Regions from separate parts of the Homo sapiens genome. Here region 1 is linked to region 2. Evidence: chromatin contacts called from ENCODE Hi-C or POLR2A ChIA-PET data. All regions are on one chromosome and are shown on one strand. Each heading gives the region's core, a stretch centred on a gene start or an enhancer-like site at or near the end of the contact. The rest is flanking DNA. Distances are from core to core; before and after follow the strand shown.

What was found. A loop is a pair of places that touch in the nucleus more often than their neighbours do. ChIA-PET counts read pairs that join two places held with the same protein, here RNA polymerase II (POLR2A). Pooled maps may share reads with other maps.
Region 1: a loop to region 2 is called in a pooled map, with 2.8 times the contacts of the local background. The contact joins two enhancer-like sites. A Hi-C loop is called at or near these places in 1 of 50 pooled maps. POLR2A ChIA-PET finds 5 or more read pairs at or near these places in 2 of 52 experiments (GM12878 and Panc1).

The regions. Positions count from the first base shown.
Region 1 is chr1:182,425,141-182,427,939 of GRCh38, reverse strand. No RefSeq gene overlaps it. Among named protein-coding and RNA genes, the nearest start is that of LINC00272, 19 kb to the right of the region's middle. Within about 2 kb of position 1,404, at least 2 of the 41 ENCODE cell types and tissues checked have a DNase peak (open chromatin) inside an H3K27ac peak, as active enhancers do.
Region 2 is chr1:182,169,687-182,172,506 of GRCh38, reverse strand. No RefSeq gene overlaps it. Among named protein-coding and RNA genes, the nearest start is that of ZNF648, 110 kb to the right of the region's middle. Within about 2 kb of position 1,491, at least 3 of the 41 ENCODE cell types and tissues checked have a DNase peak (open chromatin) inside an H3K27ac peak, as active enhancers do.

The sequences.
Region 1 (2,799 bases), core at 155-2,654, 260 kb before region 2:
TTGGGGCATGGTTCAGCCAAGCCATTGTAAGCATGTAGTGGGGAGCGGGTGTTCTACAATATGGAAAGAGCTGCTCCTGGAGGCTAAGGTTCCTCCCACAGGAGGGTCCTTAGTGTGACTCTCTCTCCTCCTCTCCATTCTCATCAGGAACCTTTAATACTCAGGAAAAATCAGAGAACATTGCTGGACTGGAATGGAGTCCTGGGCCACCTGAAAAGGATTTCCATTTCTCCTGTCCTTGGAAGGAGAGACATAAGAGAGCCAAGTACAGAAAATCCAAACTACTTAAGTCAAGGTTAGAGCACGACAAATCACCCATTAAACCCTTTTCAGTGTAAGGTTTAGCCTGCTAAACCCTTTTCAGATTATAAGTAAGAGTACCTGCCCACTCTCATTAGCATTATTTCCACCATGGACTCACACCCATAAAAGACAGCCCAGTTTCTCAGGTGAGGGAAACAGATGAGGGTCTGCTACTTTAAGGCCTCTGAGAACATGAAGTCCCTCCTAGGTGGTCTTACCAGTCCCCCTGCATCAACAAGATTTGGTACTGTGGTGCTTTAGCCAAGTATTAATAGTTACCCAGCCCAAGATGTTCCAGAACAGCCTTGTGCCACACCACATTGAAAATCAGGCCTGGGCCCTGAATATGCCACTGCGAGAGGAAACTTGCTTGAGTTTCCCATCAAGAGAAGTGAGAACTTTCATATTACCCAGAGCAACAATTTGCAGTTATTGGGGTCATTCTGAAAGTTGACTCAGGTGCATCAAAATAACTCTCATCATTTGAATGGTCATAAGAATCAACAGCTTGGCTATGAGAACATCAGGCAAGAGAGTACATAGTTATTTTTCCTGATTTTCTGCCTATGCAGATGTAAAAATTATACATAAACATTTTCACACTCTCTGAGCGGAAGTAATGTTACTCACTTTTTTTTTTTTTGAGGTGGAGTCTCACTCTGTCACCAAGGCTGGAATGCAGTGGCACAATCTTGGCTCACTGTAACCTCTGCCTCTCGAGTTCAAGTGATTCTCATGCCTCAGCCTCCTGAGTAACTGGGATTACAGGTGTGTGCCACCATGCCTGGCTAATTTTTTGTATTTTTGGTGGAGATGGGGTTTCACCATGTTGGCCAAGCTCAGCCACCCAAAGTGCTGAGATTACAGGCGTGAGCCATGGTGTCTGGCCATGTCACTCATTTCTGAAGTGAAAAAACTGGCTTTAGCCCCCAAGACTGTCAGGAAATGGACCCTTCATCATCCACCTCGATTTCCCCTTTTCTCTAAGAATCCCACGGCTAATACAGTCTCAAAATCTGTTGAATAGCCAACCATTCTCAGAAAAGGGAGAGGCATGAATAGTGTTCTTGACGTTGCTATGGTAACAAGTCCCCACCCTTCTTACCCTCCACCTCTCACCCTCATCTACCATGGGGAACTGACTTCATAGCTCCCTAGTGCTGTAGCCCACTGAAATAAAGGGGCTGCCACAGCTTGGTTCCTGCTCAAGCCAGCAGGGGCTTTTTTAGGAGGACAGCTCTCTGAGCGACCACATTCACCCTGAGCCACCTCCAACACCAGTGCTCCTTTCATGGGCCTCAGAGCCTTCTGACCCACTGGATCCCATCAGCTCTTGCTGTTTCCTCTGAGGTCTTGCTCAGAATGAGTGATTGCATCTACTGCCAGCCAAACCCACAGTCTTGTGCCCTTCCCAGTCTCTGGGATTTCTTGCAGGGTGGACTGTTGCTTGCTTTTTAATCTCCTAAAACCCAAAAGGTCCATCCTGACCCTTCTTCAATAGTTTGAGTACTGTACCACCAGAAGGGGCTTGCATTTTAGGGAAAAAACAAAAAACAAAGCAAAACAAAAAAACTGTCTTCTCTCCTGGGTGACTAGAAGGATCCAGACTTCAGGAACACAAAGGCTTATTTGCCACCCTTTTGGTAGACCCAGGACAAGAACTTTCATCCCTTCTTTCTTTTTCTTTTTCAGTTTTCCAGTTTTTCTAAATTAATTTTTTAGCCAGGCACAGTAGCTCATGCCTGTAATCCCAGCACTTTGGGGTGGTCAAGGCAGGCGGATCACCTGAGGTCAGGAGTTCAAGACCAGCCTGGCCAACATGGTAAAAACCTATCTCTACTAAAAATACAAAAATTAGCCAGGCGTGGTGGCAGGCACCTGTAACCCCAGCTACGCGGGAGGCTGAGGCAGGAGAATCGCTTGAACCTGGGAGGCGGAAGTTGCAGTGAGGCAAGATAGTGGCACTGCACTCCAGCCTAGGTGACTGAGGGAGACTCTGTCTCAAAAAGGAAAAAAATAATAATTTTTAAAAAGTATCATACATAGGCCAGGTGTGATTGCTCACACCTTTACTCCCAGCACTTTGGGAAGCCAAGATAGGAGGATGGCTTCAGCCCAGGAGTTCAAGACTAGCCTGGGCAACATGACAAGACCCCATCTCTACAAAAAATAAAAAATTAGCTGGGTGTGGTGGTGCATGCCTGTAGTCCCACCAACTTAGGTGGGAGCATCACTTGAGTCTGGGAAGTCACAGCTGCAGTGAGCTGTGATTGTTCCACTGCACTCTAGCCTGGCTGATAGCACAAGACCCTGTCTCAAAAAAAATTTCATATATAATATACTGTGCCACTTATACTTTGATGGCATAATAGCCATTTCTGCTCAATATTTATTTATTTTTGAAATATCTTGTTGATTTAAAGTTGTGTTTTTGTTGATTTACTTTATTATACCAGAAAATGAGGTATGATGACTTTGAGATTTGAAGCTTTTGCT
Region 2 (2,820 bases), core at 242-2,741:
ATTTTTAAAACCATATGGTGCACCCTTCAAATTGAAACATTATTATCAACAGTAACAAAGTGGAAAAATGCATACACTTTTAAATTATGTTATCAAGATACTCCTCTCAGCACCTTTATTCATTGGACTTCAGATTGCACTTCCAACTCTACAACCTTCAGCTAAGGAAATGCTCTCAGTTTTGGCTTCCAGGATGCAAGGCTGAACAGACTTGGTCTATGTTCTGGATGAATAAACCAGCGAGTCCATCTAAGGTCCCTGATTCCCACTAGCTCACCCTTTTCATTTCATAGTGGCCATTTAAATTCCAAATGGCACCAGGTTTTACCCTTATACATGTAATAAGGCCTTATATTCCAGTGACATTCTCAAATGAAGAAATGACGTGCCTCATAAATTCAGAATATAATCCCAACTTCAGAAATGTTCAGCAGTAGTAGCGTTGTAGAATACCATTTTTCTGAACTACATCACTGTTACATGGATCCAAGTGACTTTTCCACTGAATTATTCAGAAAATATTTGAGCACATCATGTTTCATACACTGAGTAGTGGACGAAAGTAATAGTTATCATTTACGTATTGCTTACTATATTCTGTGTGTTTACATAAACTTACTCATTTAATTCTCATAATGGTCATATGAGAGAGCTACTAGTATGAGTCCCATTTTACACATGGATAGGATGACTATCTTAGAAAACTAAGGTGCAGAGGCCATAAGTAACCTGATTAGTCTATACCAGTGGTTCTCAGCCCTGGGGTGATTTTTCCTGTCTTCCAGGGGACATTTGGCAATGTCAGGAGACATTTTTAATTCTCATGACAGGTGGTGCTGAGGGACTATAAAGCCTAGGGATGCTGCTAAACATTCTATAGTACACAGAACAGCCCCCACAACAGGAAGAATCCAGTCCAAAATGTCAGTGTTACTGCTATTGAAAAGCCTTGATCTATACCAGTTAGCACATGACATCCTTCTGGCAACTGTTATTAGGCCAATGATGAATGTATTACTTAATTTGGCCCAATCAGACTAAAGGAGGGGCCTTTGGGCAGAGGTTACTTCCATTCATTCTTTCCTACTGGATATGAACAGGAAGTGTGTGGCCAGCTGATATCCAGTGGCCGCCATCTTGTTGAATGAACCCATGCTGAGGACAGCAGACTGGAAGGACAGAAATAACCTCTGTCCCTGATGACATTACTGAATAGCACTGAACCGTATCTTTCCTGAAACCCAAGCCATCTCTGGACTTTAAGTATGTGAGACAATACATTTGTTTGCATTTTTCAAGCTGTGTGAGTGGGAGTTTTCTGTTTCAGGCAGCTGAAAGTGTCATAACCAACATATTTGGTTAATCACAAAGATTTCTTAGAAAATACAGCAAAGTCTCCTCCACGTGGTCAGATTCCTCTTCTGAAACTTATGCTTCTCCTTTCTAGCTGTACTTCGTCTTACGAGAAAATTAGGAGACAATGCTGTCAGCTAGGTTCTCCTTCTGTCTGAAAGACTACATAAGGTTGAGACTTCCTGGCACCCGTCGACAAGCAGTTAGAATACATGCCAGAGAAGGAGGGGAAGGCCAAAGGGGGATGCTGCCATCTATATGGAAACATAGAATAATAGACACATGGAAAAAACAGAGGGAAATGAATTGCTGAACTCTGTGGTAACGACACTCTGTTTATCGTAATAGATAAAATGGAAAAGAGGAGCTGGATATGTTTGGAGGAGATGAGCTTGGGAAGGAAGGCCATTCACGGTGTCCCAGGTGACTTGGGACAATGTATTGAAGGAATTGGAAGAGATAATCTTTAAACATTGTTATAGCCTAGCATTTTATCATTTGAAACTAACAGAGATGCCAGCCTGAACTGTTTGGCACTCATACAGCATCCTATGGACTCCGATGGTGGCAGTGCCCATTATTTATTCTGGAAACCACAATCTTGTTATTGCCCAAGTACCTGTATGAGGTAGCATAGAGGGGCCCACCTCCTTTTAGATCATTAGGCACATCTTTAGAAAAGGGAGGTAGAAGCTAGCTTGCCTTAGGAAACCTGAGAATGCCTTAAAGGAAGTGTGTGGAATGAGTTTCTTAAACATCTATGGCACATTAGGGAGTGTTCTGGAGCTGCCATAGACAGGTATCATTTTGTTTTGAATGTGAATTATTAGTTTTTTTTTTCTTTTTTTTTTTTTCTTTTGGAGACAGGGTCTCACTCTGTCACCCAGGCTGGAGTGCGGTGGTATGCTCGTGACTCACTGCAGCCTCTACTTCCCTAGCTCAAACAATCCTCCCACCTCAGCCTCCTGTAGCTGGGAATACAGACACACGCCACCATGACCAGCTATTTATTTTTATTTTTTATTTTTTTGGTACAGATGAGGTCTTGGCATGCTGCTCAGGTTGGTCTCAAACTCCTGGCCTCAAGCAATCCCTCCACCTTGGTCTCCCATAGCCCTGGGATTCCAGGCATAAACCACCACACCCAGACTTAGTTTGGTGTCTCAGCCCTGGAAAATATAATAATTTGAACATAATCTGCCAAAAATAACGTGTATTTATGGTGCCTGGTACTTGTCTCTACATTATATGTGCTTCCTCATGACATTCATGATTTCAATGAATGTCAATTCCCATTCTGGGTTTGACTATGAATAGCCAGTAAGCACACATTCCCCAGGTGGCTAACTTCCTCCAGACCTCTCTGACATGCACAGAAAAAAAATCAACAGAGAAATCAGGCAAGAGGTGCGAACATTCTGTTTCCCAGATCCCTAGACAACACAGCAAGAAAGACAGAGTTAGAAG